Linked DNA regions of Homo sapiens: region 1 is linked to region 2. The links are chromatin loops, found by intact Hi-C in ENCODE. Cell type or tissue: breast epithelium. All regions are shown on one strand.

Region 1 (8,000 bases), 400 kb before region 2:
TCTCACAGGACGCACAAAGGGGGGAGGGGGCTGCTGCCCTGCAATACTGAGGAGCTGGCCAGCCAGGGAGCCGCCCTCCTTACCCCCAGCCAGATATCCAGGCAGGAACCTGAAACCTGCTTCCCCAGATGCACTCTCTTGTCCTCAGGTCCCATCTGAGGCAGACCTGTCTCACAGGACAGCGCTGGAGTCCCCAGCAGCAGCAGCAGCCCCAGCCCTATGGTTCCTGGCAAACCCAGCAGACCTCAGCAACCCGGCTCCTGCAGACCATCCGAGCTGCCTCTGTCCACTCCTGGGCAGGTTGTGCTTGCATTCTGGAAGCTGTTTGACATACAAAGGCCAGATATCAGCCTTCTCGCTAACTCTGGAGTAGGGGAGGGTGTGGTGGGATGTGTGATTGTGTGTGTATGTGTGTGTATGTAGTGTGTGTGCGCATAGATATACAAAGCTGTGTGTATGCATCTGTTTGCGTGCGCAGGTTTGTGGACCTGTTCTGGGGCCTTCTCTCTTTCAGACTGCTGGGGATGGGCACTTTCTCTTTCCCCATCTCTTCCCCATCCAGCCCCACCCATCCCTGGTACCTGCAACTCATCAATACTGGAAACCAGCTCCTGCCAGTCCATCCATCTCTCAGCCTTGGCAGCCGCTGTTGCCCCTCAGCCCCCTCCCCTTCCTACCTCAGGAATCACTCTGGTTCCTGTAAAGCCCATGACTGAGCAGCAATTGGTGTGGGGTTGGGGGGAGGGAGAATCCAGTAAACCAAGACAGAATACAAAAGGCCCACTTAGCCCAGCCCGTGGCATGGGGCAGACCCTCCCGAGTGGGATCCAGAGCTGGGTCCAGCCACCCTCAGCCCCCTATGATGTACCCACCTCATTGGGGCTTGTTGCGGGGTAGGTCTAGGTTTGGGGGCTGTGTCTTTAAGGCTGAAACATCAGCAGACAACCTCTGCTGGGCCGTCTTCAGGGGAGGGGGAGGGGGGCTGGTCAGCCCATTAGCAGCAGAGCTGGCGCCAGGCACCAGCCCTTCACAGGGCCCTGGGGATTAGGGAGAGTAGCTCTTCCCCAGCCCGATCTGCCTCTGCGCCCCTGTCTCCTATTCCTCTCTGGGTGTGGTGAAGGAGGGGTAGCTGACAGCAGGTGAAAATAGAGCCTGGCCTTCAGGGGGCAAGTCAAGGCACTAGCTATGGGGCCTAAGCCAGGTCAACTCTCCCTCCAGCTGGCCTCCTCCCTACTCCTGTGCCAGAAGCCTGCCCTTTAACTTCAGGTCCTTCTACCTCGCAATTTTCAGGGACTCTAGTTCAAGTCAGGCCTTCCTACCCTAGGTTCTAGCTTTGGGTGCTTGTTGGGAGGAAGTGACCCCCACCCCAGCGGCAACAGGGGGCAATCAAGTGGGTAGAGGCCTGCAACCAGGGAAGGGAGGGGAAGGCGCTCCTGCTGTTCCGCAGGGGTGGGGCATCCCCCTCCCCATACAACCCCCCTCCAGCGGGCCATCAGGCCAGTGGGAGGAGCTGCCCGTGCCCCCCCTGAGACCGCAGGGCTATAAAGCCGCCTCGCAGCGGTCTGCGGCTCCTTCCCAGCCCCCGGCCTAGCTCTGCGAACGGTGACTGCCCATCCTTGGCCGCAATGAGCCACCACCCGTCGGGCCTCCGGGCCGGCTTCAGCTCCACCTCATACCGCCGTACCTTCGGTCCACCGCCCTCACTATCCCCCGGGGCCTTCTCCTACTCGTCCAGCTCCCGCTTCTCCAGCAGCCGCCTGCTGGGCTCCGCGTCCCCGAGCTCCTCGGTGCGCCTGGGCAGCTTCCGTAGCCCCCGAGCGGGAGCGGGCGCCCTCCTGCGCCTGCCCTCGGAGCGCCTCGACTTCTCCATGGCCGAGGCCCTCAACCAGGAGTTCCTGGCCACGCGCAGCAACGAGAAGCAGGAGCTGCAGGAGCTCAACGACCGCTTCGCCAACTTCATCGAGAAGGTACGCTTTCTGGAGCAGCAGAACGCGGCCCTGCGCGGGGAGCTGAGCCAAGCCCGGGGCCAGGAGCCGGCGCGCGCCGACCAGCTGTGCCAGCAGGAGCTGCGCGAGCTGCGGCGAGAGCTGGAGCTGTTGGGCCGCGAGCGTGACCGGGTGCAGGTGGAGCGCGACGGGCTGGCGGAGGACCTGGCGGCGCTCAAGCAGAGGTCAGGGGGCAGGGCTGGGCCGCTGCCGTCGAGGCGAGGTCGAAGCGGCCGTCGAGGCGGCTGCTCTTGCCTCCCCTCGCTTCCCCTCTCCATCAGCAGCCCAAGGGTGTGGCTCCCCTTACCAACCCAGGTGTGTGCGGGCAGCATCCCTGCCCACGGGCTCCAAGTGCCCCCCGCTACCCCTTTGCTCTGAGTGTTTGGGGAGGTGGGAGAAGTGGGTATCTGTGCCTCCCCTGAGTAATGAGGAAACCCCCTTTTCAGCTCCCAGTCCGTTAGAGACAATGCGGGGCAATTCCATTAGACAGCCTCAGCCCTCCATTTAGAGTCCTGGGCAGCAGAACAGCCTCTAACCGGATCCTGGGGGGCGTGCGGTCTGGGGTGCGAGCTGGGCGGCGACCCCGCAGTTCAGCCTCTGCACGCTCTTCCCGTCAGGTTGGAGGAGGAGACGCGCAAGCGGGAGGACGCGGAGCACAACCTCGTGCTCTTCCGCAAGGTGAGTCCGAGCCCCTCTCCGAGTTCAGCCTCCCCACCGCTACCCCCGATCTCAGTATCCAGAGGTGGCATCGGTGGGCGCGGGGAGAAGGGGGTAACCCAGATGCCTCCTGAGGCAGACAGGGAAGGCCTGGTCCTTCCTTGGTCTGCGCAGCCCCTAACTTATCTTGAACCTCCACTGCCACCCCTCGAAGGACGTGGACGATGCCACTCTGTCCCGCCTGGAACTAGAGCGCAAGATTGAGTCTCTGATGGATGAGATTGAGTTCCTCAAGAAGCTGCACGAGGAGGTAAGTGGGCCCGGTATCAGGGGCGGTTTCTGAGGTTGTGGGGTGGTCTCGCTGGAGCTGGCGGGTGGAGCGGAGGCATCGCCCTGGGGATCAGGACGATGCTGGGTAGACGCAGCCCCTCCACCCTAGTCTACAGGTGGTTAGACTCCCACCCTTGCGCCACCTGGCGGCGGGCAGCGGGGCTGTACCTCCGAAACCTGGCCTCTGGTCTCGCGCCCGCGGGGGCGCAGGGCTGTACGCCCTGCCCTCCCTGGCGCCCACTTCTGTTCGTTCAAGCGTTTCTTCTCTTTTCTGTGCACGAACTGCGTGGCCCGCGTGGAATTTGCGCCGCTGTCCATCCTCTGCCTGCTCCCGGCCGTAGGAGCTGCGAGACCTGCAGGTGAGTGTGGAGAGCCAGCAGGTGCAGCAGGTGGAGGTGGAAGCCACGGTGAAGCCCGAGCTGACGGCAGCGCTGAGGGACATCCGCGCGCAGTACGAGAGCATCGCCGCGAAGAACCTGCAGGAGGCGGAGGAGTGGTACAAGTCCAAGGTGCAAGAGCCGGGAGGGCCTGCGAGGCGGGACGCTGGGGTGGTGTCGCGCGTCCCAGCCGACTAAAGCCTGGGTTACCCCCACTTCTCAGTACGCGGACCTGTCCGACGCTGCCAACCGGAACCACGAGGCCCTGCGCCAGGCCAAGCAGGAGATGAACGAGTCCCGACGCCAGATCCAGAGTCTAACGTGCGAGGTGGACGGGCTGCGCGGCACGGTGAGTACGAAGCTGCGCGCTCGGGCCCGGGGAGCGGACGATGAAATGTTCTGCAACTGGCCCCTTCCACTCTCCTACCCCAGAACGAGGCGCTGCTCAGGCAGTTGAGAGAGCTGGAGGAGCAGTTCGCCCTGGAGGCGGGGGGCTACCAGGCGGGCGCTGCGCGGCTCGAGGAGGAGCTGCGACAGCTAAAAGAGGAGATGGCGCGGCACCTGAGGGAGTACCAGGAGCTCCTCAACGTCAAGATGGCCCTGGACATCGAGATCGCCACCTACCGCAAGCTGCTGGAGGGCGAGGAGAGCCGGTGAGGGTGGAGCTGCTGGGGCGGGGCAGGGCGGGGTCGGGACTGGGCCGGGCAGGGCGGGGCCTGGGCAGGGGCGCTGACAACTTGCTTCGCCTCTAGGATCTCCGTGCCCGTCCATTCTTTTGCCTCCTTAAATATAAAGACGACTGGTGAGTCTGGCTTACAGCCTGTACCTCTCCTTGTCCACTTCTGCCCTCCTCGGGCTCTTGCTCTGGCTCACCTCAGGGATCTCTTCTCCCCACGGAACTTCTGGGTCCTGGCCTGTACCCACCCCTACTCCTCAAACCCGCCCCTCCCCTGCCCTCAGGGATAGCAGTGGGAGCCTAAGAGGAGAGATTCCCACGCCTTCCCCCTTGAACCCTTTATCCTGCTTTCTTCAGTGCCTGAGGTGGAGCCTCCCCAGGACAGCCACAGCCGGAAGACGGTTCTGATCAAGACCATTGAGACCCGGAATGGGGAGGTGAGGCAGGTCCCCTAATGCCAGGACCCCACCATTTCCCATATTATTTCTGAGCCCCAGCCTGGCTGTCGCTAATCTTACTTAGGGTGGGTAATTCTTGGGGAGAGACAGAGAAGGAGACAGAGAACGTGGATAGATAACCAGGAGCCTCTGCTGGTTACCCCAGGGAGTGGGGCTCTATGATCCAAAGGAGTAGGATGGAGGGTGGCGCTGAATGGCTTGTGCCCATCATATGCCCTGTCCCCAGCAGGTGGTGACAGAGTCCCAGAAGGAGCAGCGCAGTGAGCTGGACAAGTCTTCTGCCCACAGTTACTGAACCCCTTGGTCCGGAGCCTTGACTCTGCCCTAGGCCTGCTCAAAGCCCAAACCCTAAGACCACTCCTGAATTGTCTCCTCTCCCTCTGCATGTGTCTAAAAGGTGGTACCAGGCATCCCTTTCCTGGCTTATGGCCAAGCCCTACCCGGCCAGCAGTCGCTGGGCCTCTCCCTGCCCTGACACTTGATGTGACCTATGTGCTTCCCTTTTCATGTCCCGATAAGAAGCCAATGATCCCCCCTCAGGACAAATCTACTCCAGCCACGATGAGAAGTGGGTGAGCCAGGGTCTGAGTTTCACATTTGAACCAAATAAAATGCTGTCAAGAGAAAACTCTCCAGTGCATTTGTTTCTGTGGAAGTGTGTGTGCGGTACCTGAGGGGAGGAGCCTCGGCGGTGTTCTCCCTTTGTCTCGAGTCATTTCTTTTCTGGCTGTCACTCTCTTGGCATCAATATACCCTTCTAGGTTTTCTACCTCTGTCCATTCCTTTTCAGCTTTTGTCCCTCACCTGCAGCCTGGAATGCCCAGCCACCTGCTGGGTGCCTCACAGGCCACTCAAACTCAACCTGTCCCAAACAGAGCTCCTCACCTCCCTCTGCAATCATGCTCTTCCTCTGGATTCCTTGCCCCAGAAGAAGGCACCACTAAGACACCTAGTGCCCAAGTTAGAATTCACCTCAGCTTATGCACCCTTCTTTTCTTCACCTGACCCCAAATTCTGTGAAGTCTACTTCTTTTGTTATTTAAAAAATTTTAATAGGCTGGGCGCGGTGGCTCACGCCTGTAATCCCAGCACTTTGAGAGGCCGAGGCAGGTGGATCATGAGGTCAGGAGATCAAGACCATCCTGGCTAACATGGTGAAACCTTGTCTCTACTAAAACTACAAAAAAATGGCCGGGCGTGGTGGCTCACACCTGTAATCCCAGCACTTTGGGAGGCCAAGGCGGGTGGATCACTTGAGGTCAGGAGTTCAAGAAGAGCCTGGCCAACATGGTGAAACCCTGTCTCTACTAAAAATAAAAAAATTAGCTGGGTGTGATGGCGGGTGCCTGTAATCCCAGCCACTTGGGAGGCTGAGGCAGGAGAATCGCTTGAACCTGGGAGGCGGAGGTTGTAGTGAGCCGAGATCGCACCACTGCACTCCAGCCTGGGCAACAGAGCGAAACTCTGTCTCAAATAATAATAATAAGAAGAAGAAGAAGAAGAAGAAGAAGAAGAAGAAGAAGCCCGGTGGCCAGGCACGGTGGCTCATGCCTGTAATCCCAGCACTTTGGGAGGCCAAGGCGGGCGGATCACGAGGTCAGGAGATCGAGACCATCCTGGCTAACATGGTGAAACCCCGTTTCTACTAAAAAAAAATACAAAAAATTAGCCAGGCATGGTGGCGGGCACCTGTAGTCCCAGCTACTCCGGAGGCTGAGGCAGAAGAATGGTGTGAACCCAGGAGGCGGAGCTTGCAATGAGCTGAGATCATACCACTGTACTCCAGCCTGGGCAACAGAGCGAGACTCCGTCTCAAAAAAAAAAAAAAAATAGCCAGGCGTAGTGGCACGCGCCTGTAGTCTCAGCTACTTGGGAGGCTGAGGCAGAAGAATCACTTGAACCCAGGAGGCAGAGGTTGCAGCAAGCCGAGACCGTGCCACTGCACTCCAGCCTGGGCAACAGAGCGAGACTCCATCTCAAAAAAAAAATATATATATATATACACACACACATTTATTTATTTATTTATTTATTTATTTATTTATTGAGATGGAGTTTTGCTCTTGTTGCCCAGGCTGGAGTGCAGTGGCTCAGTCTCCACTCACTGCAAACTCCATCTCCCGGGTTCAAGCAATTCTCCTGCCTCAGCCTCCCAAATACCTGAGATTACAGGTGTGCACCACCATGCCCAGCTAATTTTGTAAAGTTTTTTTAGTAGAGACAGGGTTTCACCATGTTGGTCAGGCTGGTCTCGAACCCCTGACCTCAGGTGATTCACCCACCTCGGCCTCCCAAAGTGCTGGGATTACAGGCGTGAGCCACTGCACCCGGCCAAAAATAATTTTTTTTTTTTTTTTTTTTGAGATGGAGTCTTGCTCTGTCACCCAGGCTGGAGTGCAGTGGGGCAATCTCGGCTCACTGCAAGCTCCGCCTCCTGGGTTCATGTCATTCTCCTGCCTCAGCCTCCCAAGTAGCTGGGACTACAGGCGCCTGCCACCACACCCAGCTAATTTTTTTGTATTTTTAGTAGAGACGGGGTTTCGCCGTGTTAGCCAGGATGGTCTCCATCTCCTGACCTCATGATCTGCTCACCTCGGCCTCCCAAAATGCTGGGAATACAGGAGTGAGCCACCTCGCCCAGCCCAAAAAATAATTTTTAAATTTGCTTCATGAGATGGGGTCTTGCTATGTCACCCAGGCTGGTATTGAACTCCTGGGCTCAAATGATCCTCCTGCCTCAGCTGCCCAAAGTAATGCTAGGATTACAGGCACAAGACATCATGTCAGGCTTTTTTTTTTTTTTTGAGACGGTCTCACTCTGCCACCCAGGCTGGAGTGCAGTGGCACCATCATAGCTCACTGCAACCTTGACCTCCTGGGTTCAAGTGATCCTCCCACCTCAGCCTCTTGAGTAGCTGGGACCACAGAAACTTGCCACCACTCATAGCAAATTTTTCCATTTTTTGTAGCGATAAGGCCTCCCTATGTTGCTTAGGCTGGTCTCAAACTCCTGGGCGCAAGTGATCCTCCCACCTCAGCCTCCCAAAATGCTGGGATTACAGGCATGAGCCACTGTGCCTGGTATGAAGTCTACTTCTTAACTCTCTTTCAAGTCTGTCTGGTTCTCTCCATCCCCATTACCAACATCTTAGTCCAGGCCAGCATCATATCTTGCGTGGGTCACATTATCTACATTATCAATGGTTTCCTTCCCCTGGCCTGCTCTGCCACCTGCCCAAATCTATTCAATACCCTTAGTAAATCAGATTATGCCATCACCATCCCTGCCTCTGCTTGAAAATGTCTATTTCCTGACCAGGTGTGGAGACTCATGCCTGTAATCCCAGCACTTTGGGTGGCCAAGGTGGGAGGATGGTTTGAGGCCAGGAGTTCGAGACCAGCCTCAGCAACACAGAGAGACCCCATTTCTACAAAAATTAAAATATTAGCCGGGCATGGTGGCATGAGCCTGTGGTCCCAGCTACTTGGGAGGCTGAGGTAGGAGGATCACTGGAGC
Region 2 (8,000 bases):
GTACCCTTACAGATACTTTTTTATTAATTTAAAATCTATATATAAAAAATAAAAGATTAAGCATCTTTTAGAAGTTGTTTTTCCAACAGTCCTTTTAGCATGAATAAAAAATCTAACCAAAAATAGTTTCCTTAAGGCCTAAGTTAGTGACATTTAAGCTGAGACCATCCCCGCTTAGTTAACCCCTCTGAGCCCTAGCTTCATATTGCCTGTAAAAAAACACTGCAGTGAAATACTGCCTCATAGAGTTGTTGTTAAGTTAAATGAGATAAAACATGTCAAAGTACGCGGCATACATCCAACAAATGTTAACTGTCTTTCCTTAACCTTTACAAGTTAAATCCAGGCAGTCGGTAAGGACCAGACACTGAGCCATTCCTAAAAGGATGAGATGAGGGACTCTACTCAGAAAAAAACAGAGTGTTGTCTTAAAGATTTTTTTTCATAAGTCCCCCAAAAGATGTAAATTTTCCTACAAAAATTCTGTTATGAAATATCCGAGCAGTCAAAAAAGGTACAGGTCATTTTTTTTTTTTGTAAGGTAGAAGAGAGGATTTAAGCATTGCTAGAGAAACAAACGTTCCATCCATCCTTCTCCCAGGCAGATGCTGGGAAGCTCACTACCCAGATATTCCCCCAAGGACCTCAGGCCTGCAGGAAAGAGTTGCTGCTTTAGGCAGGTAGTACCTCCAAACACAGGATATTATCTAACCTTTGGCCGTCACTGCAAGAGGCCACTGGGTTCCTGGGATTTGTGAAAATATAGCTGTCTCTTGGTATTTGAAGGGGATTGGTTCTAGGACCTCTCTAGAATACCAAAATCCCCAGATGCTCAAGTCTCTGATATAAAATTATATAGTAATTGCATACAACCTACACACATCCTCCTGTATACTTTAAATCACCTCTAAACTGTTTATAATACATAATACAATTAAGTGCTATGTAAATACAGTTGTCCCTCAGTATATGTGGGGAATTGGTTCCAGGACCAGACCAAATGGCTCCAAGCCTGGTCCTGGAACCAAAACCTGAGCATACTCAAACTCCACAGGCCCCATGGAACCCATGTGTATGAAAAAGTCTGCCCTCCTTGTAAGGTTTTCAATTCTTACTACTCAATTCTCGTTTGATTGAAAAATCTGCGTATAAGCTCACCCACACAATTCAAGGCCTTGTTGTTTAAGACTCACCTACAGTTGTTATACTGTTTTGTTTACAGAATAATTACAAGGAAAAAAACGCTACATGATCAGTACATGCACAATTTTTTCAAATATTTTATATCTGAAGTTGGTTGAATCCACAGATACAGAACCCACAGATAAGGAGGGCCAGCTGTACATCCTATTATCTCCACCTGGATCTTCCCAAAGGTTGAGGGCTAGGGCCCTAGTTCAAAGAGGTAGACCCCATCACAAAGGATCCTTAATCAAAGTTAAACTGTCCAGGGGCCTGAATATCTTCCTCTGAATGGGAATCACCCAAGTTTCAACAAGCTCTTTTTGTTGGAACCACTAACAGCAGCATTATTTTATCTGAACCAATAACCAGGGCTCCTTCTTACCAAGGATCAAGAGTACTAAAACTGTATCAAGGAGTTCCTGCAGTAGAGTTTCCTCACCCAGCTATCACTTCCCATTCCTCCAGGCTGGCAGCCAGGGCTTCCTCAGCAAATCCAAAAATGGTCTTTAAAACTCCCAAAATACTACATGTGTTCATACATAGATGGGAGGGGGAGAGGGGAAATAGGGACCACAGGTTTAACTGGATTTCCAAAGGAATCTGTTACCCAAAAGATTGAGAACTACTGTTGACAGATCTCTCAAACATATTCCCAACTTATAAAAACTTTTACTCTGGCTTGAGTAACTGACCAGGGGGTGAGTGTAGTATGTACATCCCAAACTGCCACTTGATGAGTTTTAGGGTAGAGCCCACAGTACAGAGGAATCAGGTATTAAACCAACAGGCAGAGGTAATAAAAAGAGGTCCACCTCTTTCCTAAAGGTGTGCTAGGAAATGGGAAAACCAAGAAAGCACCACACACCATGGCTCTGTCTTCCCTTTTACTGCTCTTGAAGCTTCATCCTCAATTGGTACACAGGACAAAGGAGGTACAGATAAGTGGAAGGCAAATCTCAGTAGGGGTGCCAATCACATTTTGGGCAGGATCCTTCTTCATTGTGTGGGACTCACCAAAACATGACCCAAACACAGAGGGATGTTTAACAGCCTTGGCTCTCAGCTAGAAAGCCTAGCACTCCCAGTCAGTATGATAATCAAAACATCCTCAAGTGCTTCCAAAAACTCCCTCCTGGGACAATACCTCCCTCAGTTGAAAGCTACTTTAAATTATGGAATTCTGAGACGAGATAAAGTGGGTAATGTATATACAATAAATATTTATTTTTAGCACCTTTATAGGTTACAAAGTGTTTTCACTATGTTGTCTCCTGTAAGCATCCTCAAAAACCTGTAGGATAGGTATTATCCTCACACGTGTCATAAAGGATGAAATTGACTCAGAAAAGTTACAGGATTTGCCTAAAGTCGTGCAGCTGAAAAAAAAAAAGACTATAAAGCTGGATCAGAACCTAAGTCTTCTGATTCCAAAACCAATGGTCTACTGCTTCCTCCCAGAACAAAATTTTTTTTAAGATTTCATGGGAAACACTAGGAGGATCTATTGACTGGCTCCCCAGCTTCTGTGTAAAAACAAGAACAGAAACTGCTCTAAGCTATAGGTAGTTTTTAAAACCAAATATCCATCTCCTAAAGTACCCAACGACCAGGCTCATGTCAACTTTCTTAGAGAGGCACCGTACAATTAAAAGAGGATTATGATATTCTCCATTCTGAATTTGAGTAGAAATGAGCAAACAGGGGAGAAACAAAGTACGTATCTTCCCTGTTGGTGTGTATAAGGGACCCAGAGGTAAGATCACCAGCCCCAACTCCAGTTTTGGCCATAACTCTGGGTGAGGGGGGATAAGGTGGTAAAAGAGATGGACGTGGGGGATAAGGATAAGAATTAAACCATCACTAATATACAAGAGCCTAAACTTGTCCTCTACTGGCAAAATCTGCCATGTAAATAATTCTGCTAGCCCCTCGTGGTTCTGGACATTATTGAGAACACCTTTCAAGGACCTAAAAATACTTTATAAACTAAGAAGAGTATGCATAATAGTAAAGCTGCAGGAGGGGAGATACTGCTCCCCACCCCCAAAAAAAAAAAACACCCTATCCATGTCCTCCCCTACCCAACACACAAACCCCAACCCACAACTTTGTTGTGAGGTGATGGAAGACAGAAAGCGTAAGAGAACCTGGAAAGAGGAAGATTCTAAAAGAGGAAAAGAGAAGTAGAGAGGAAAGTGGGAGGCAAAGACAACAAGAGTATCTCCAGGACACAGAGGGAGCTTGACATTTCTACACCTTTCCTGGGGGACTGACTCACTCTCCATGTGAAAGGAAAACAAGATACAAAGACATAACTTTGCCCAGAGAGGCAAAAGAGAGAGACTGGAAATGGAATGCAGGAATTCTAGCTGCCCAGCTCAGTTCTATTCTGGAATCCACTTCACTTCTCTATGAATGACAATCTTAAATCCCTGAAGTTCTCACCTGCTGCTATTCAGAAGTACCCAGCAAGAAGCAGGAGAGGAGGAGCCTGTGTGCTGACAGGACCGTCCCCTCCTCTATCTTCAAAGAAAAAGGTCCTCCCCTTCTTTAAAGTCATTTCCGAACCGCGATGAACCCCTAGCCTTTCCCTGGCTCTGCTATTGCTCAGCTCAGACGTGGGAGAAATGTTTCCCCAGAATGGAAGAGACTGGTCTGGAGACGTGGGAGAAATGTTTCCCCAGAATGGAAGTGACTGGTCTGGCAGACCAGATGACACGCTGACTTCAGGCAGCCAACACTGCTGTCCCATGGGCTTACTACAGTCACTTCTGGGGCACATACTTTGGTGTTGACCACAGAACCAGGACCCCGGCTCTGCCCAGCCTCCCCAAGCAACCTCAGGGGCAGGGGAGGATCTGTGGTCTCATTTCCTCTCCACTTTGGCTTCTTTTTTCACTTCACTGAAGATTAGTTATTTCCACCAAGACCAGTTCCTGTTCTCACCAGCTGTAGCAGTTGTTTCCCCACAGACAGAATTAGGAAGCACTGGTGTGGCTGCCACCTGGACTGTCCCAGCTGCAGAACACAGACCCAATGAGTCCTGAGAAAGGGCTTTTTCATCCCAGATAAAGTAGCAGGAAGAAAGTAACGGGCAGGAAGCAATTCCAAGAACTCCACAGTGGATACAATGGCATCCATTTTATTATTTTAACCTTACATAACAGTTACATATGCTTTTATACGTGAAAAATATTTTATAATGAAAAACTATACGAAATGTATACATTTATTACATAGACATATGTATATAATAAATCCCCAACAGAGAGCAAAGAACGCAAATAAAAGATGGCCAAAACACTTAAAATGAAATGTTCAGAGAACTGCAAAGTAAAACAAGATACCATGTCTAATTAATCAAACTGGCAAAGGCTTTAAAAACATTAATTCACTCAGTAACGGTTAGCTTACAGAGAAAGGTAGACACATATACTATCAGTGGAAAAGGTAACTGATAAAACTTTTTCAGAAGATATATGTCTCAAACGCCTTTAAAAACCATATACCCTTTGGCCCAATAATTCCACTTCTAGCAATTTATCCTAAGGAAATAATCAGAGATGGACACAAATATTTATGCACAGGATGTTCAACACAGTGTTATTTGTAACAGCAAAAAAAAGATTTTAGGCTGGGCGTGGTGCTCACGCCTGTAATCCCAGCACTTTGGGAGGCCGAGGCAGGTGGATCACGAGGTCAGGAGATTGAGACCATCCTGGCTAACATGGTGAAACCCCATCTCTACTAAAAACACAAAAAATTAGCCAGGCGTGGTGGCGGGCGCCTGTAGTCCCAGCTACTCGGGAAGCTAAGGCAGAAGAATGGTGTGAACCCGGGAGGCAGAGCTTGTAGTGAGCCGAGATCGAGCCACTGCACTCCAGCCTGGGCGACAGAGTGAGAATCCGTCTCAAAAAAAAAAAAAAAAAAAGAGATTTTAAAAGGGTAAGATACGCTGGACGCAGTGGCTCATGCCTATAATCCCAAAACTTTGGGAGGCCGAGGCAGGTGGGTCGCGTGAGGTCAGGAGTTTGAGATCAGCCTGGCCAACGTGGCAAAAACCCATCTCTAATGAAACTACAAAAATTAGCCAGGCATGGTGGCATGCACCTGTAATCCCAGTTACTCAGGAGGTTGAGGCAGAAGAATTGCTTGAACCCAGGAAGCAGAGGTTACAGTGAGCCGAGATCGCACCATTGCACTCCAACCTGGGCGACACAGCAAGACTCCACCTCAAAAAAAAAAAAAAAAAAAAAGGCAACATAAGGCAGTGATAAAATATTATAGAGTACTATGCAGTAATGAAATCATGATACTGGGCCGGGCGCAGTGGCTCACACCTGTAATCCCAGCACTTTGGGAGGCCGAGGTGGGTAGATCTAAGGTCAGAAGTTTGAGACCAGCCTGGCCAACATGGTGAAACCCCATCTCTACTAAAAATACAAAAAAATTAGCCAGGCGTGGTGGTGGGCGTCTGTAATCCCAGCTACTTGGGAGGCTGAGGCAGGAGAATTGCTTGAACCCAGGAGATGGAGGTTGCAGTGAGCCGAGATCGGGCCATTGCACTCCAGCCCGGGCAACAGAGTGAGACTCCATCTCAAAAAAAAAAAAAAAAAGAAATAATGATACTGAATAATATATAAGCAAATGAGAAAATGCTTAAAATAGTAAATGAACAAATCAGTTTACAAAACAATATACACAGTATGATCCCAATTGTTAAAAAATATATATACACGTACATCAAAGTGTTAATAGTAGATGGTGAGATTATAGGTTTTATTATCTTCTTTACACTTTTCAGTAAGTTCCAAATTTACCTAATAAATATTTATTATTTTCATAATCAGGAGAAAAGAAGCTATTCTCAATCCTCTTCCATCCTTTTAAAAACCTTCTCATACATTATTCCCTCTTTTAAAAACCATTTGGAAACAAAAACAGTTATATCCTACAATCTAGCAAGTTCTATTTTGAGTTTCTATCCCAAGGAAAACTCTAAATATTGAAAATACTTTGTACACCAAGATGTTCATCACAGCATTGTTTATGATGACAAACAGAAGCAAAAAACCTAAATATCTAAGAAAAGGTGTATGGGTAAGCAAACAAAGGTACCTTCACTTGATGGACCATCGTACAAGCATTTAAATGTTTACAGGCCAGGCTTGGTGGCTCTTGCCTGTAATCCCAGCACTTTGGGAGGCCGAGGTGGGCAGATCACTTGAGGCCAGGGGTTCGAGACCAGCCTGGCCAACACATGGTGAAACCCCGTCTCTACTAAAAACACAAAAATTAGCCAGGCGTGGTGGCAGGCGCCTGTCATCCCAGCTATTTGGGAGGCGAGGCAGGAGAATCGCTTGAACCCAGGAGGCAGAGGTTGCAGTGAGCAGAGATTGTACCACTGCATTCCAGCCTGGGTGACAGAGTAAGACTGTCTCAAAAACAAAAACAAACCACTTACAATTACTAGCCTGGGAAAACTAATGAAATAACAAAAGCAAAAAACAAACAAAAAAACTGGATAAAAAACATATATACTGGCAGGGCATGGTGGCTCATGCCTAAAATCCCAATACTTTGGGTGACTGAGGTGGGAGAATCACTTGAGCCTAGGAGTTTGAAACCAATGTGGGCAACAAAGCAAGACCCCATCTCTACAAAAAATGAAAAAATTAGCCAGGCATGGTGGCGCACGCCTGTGGTCTAGCTACTCAGGAGGCTGAGGCAGGAGGATCACTCAAGCCTGGGAGTTCAAAGCTGCAGTGAGGTGCAGTGAGCCATGATCATGTCACTGCACTCCACCATGGGTGACAGAGCGAGACTCTGTCTTAAATAAATAAATCAAATATCAAAACATTGTATAAAACTCTATGCAGAGAAAAAAATATAAAGGTTTTAAAGCACATCAGCTGCATTTGGTAAAGGAACTAAGAAAATATTTGCATTTGGTAAAGAAACTAGAGAAAATATGGATGTTTTTCTTTAACCTAAATCTTTAGTCTTTTCTTCTTTCTGAATTGTCCCATACTTTCTTTAGAGAATAAGTATTACTTTAAGAGGAAAACAAAACAAAACAAAACAAAAAAACGCTGAATCTCCCTCTGGGCAATGAAAACATTCCCAAATGACAGAGTCCACTCCATCAGTCCCTTCCCCACCACACACAGGCTTCCCCCAGACTAAGGCAGGGTCATATCAGAAGGTCAAGGGAATAAGACTCCTCTCTGTGGTCTAGGGTCTTCTCTGTGGGGTCTCTGAACAAGAAGAAGGTTCCTCTGACCAGCTGCTGTGAAAGGCCCTTTCCCTGCCCCCTCCCAAGTTCTATTCTAGCCTGAACTAATTCACCACAATCCTGAGGGCTGGGAAAAAAATTTCCACCATGGTGATTTGGAACCTGATATTTAGTCCAAGTTTTTCCCAGCCCATTTCTGTGTCAAAGGAGGCCCCTCAAAGCCTCTTAGACAACTAGCACCCAGGCCAGCTTAGCTCCCACATCAATGCTACACTTACAGAAAAACCCCCAAGTTGTCAGTCATCACCAGGGAAATGTGAGAGGAGAAACTGCAGCAGGGATAGCTCCTGTCACACAACCCTACCCTTATGCCCTGAAAGCCTCCTCCTAAGGGATATACAGGGCTTTTTCTGGCATCAGAACTTTTAGACTCCATGTCAAGTCTGTAGTAAATCAACAAAGAGAAAAATCAGAGTACAATCACAACAAAGACAGACAGCTATCCTTTCAAAGACCTTAGAGCCCTCTGCCTCCCCTCTCTATGGAAAGTCCAGTACTGGCCAGAATACTAGCTTCTGAG

Evidence for each region. A loop is a pair of places that touch in the nucleus more often than their neighbours do. Peaks named below come from ENCODE experiments on the same cell type or tissue, not always from the same donor. Only the 100,000 strongest peaks of a DNase experiment are listed, where the experiment ranks them.
Region 1: it touches region 2 in a loop (9-fold over the local background); 3 of 110 quality-filtered maps call a loop at or near these places.

What each region holds. Positions count from the first base shown.
Region 1 is chr12:49,293,576-49,301,575 of GRCh38, forward strand. PRPH (peripherin) reads left to right here and starts at 1,572. Exons shown (of 9, transcript NM_006262.4): 1 at 1,572-2,170; 2 at 2,603-2,663; 3 at 2,857-2,952; 4 at 3,314-3,481; 5 at 3,573-3,698; 6 at 3,782-4,002; 7 at 4,102-4,151; 8 at 4,383-4,462; 9 at 4,713-5,111. The coding sequence starts at 1,626. The coding sequence ends at 4,778. It overlaps TROAP-AS1 (TROAP and PRPH antisense RNA 1), which reads right to left. Exons shown (of 8, transcript NR_120449.1): 5 at 3,141-4,131; 6 at 1,685-3,009; 7 at 873-960; 8 at 1-321. RefSeq lists enhancers at 1-590, 670-1,587, 1,588-2,504, 3,477-4,021, 3,761-3,930 and a silencer at 3,831-4,125. In breast epithelium, CTCF peaks have their summits at 3,132 (motif pointing left) and 3,332 (motif pointing right); a DNase peak (open chromatin) is centred at 3,954; H3K4me3 peaks cover 2,485 bases; H3K27ac peaks cover 385 bases; H3K27me3 peaks cover 5,065 bases.
Region 2 is chr12:49,695,295-49,703,294 of GRCh38, forward strand. The region is part of intron 1 of FMNL3 (formin like 3); the gene reads right to left. Among named protein-coding and RNA genes, the nearest start is that of FMNL3, 8.1 kb to the right of the region's middle. RefSeq lists enhancers at 1,674-2,175, 3,804-3,903, 3,924-3,983, 4,224-4,273. In breast epithelium, no CTCF peak of the experiment used is centred here; a DNase peak (open chromatin) is centred at 4,132; H3K4me3 peaks cover 584 bases; H3K27ac peaks cover 1,580 bases.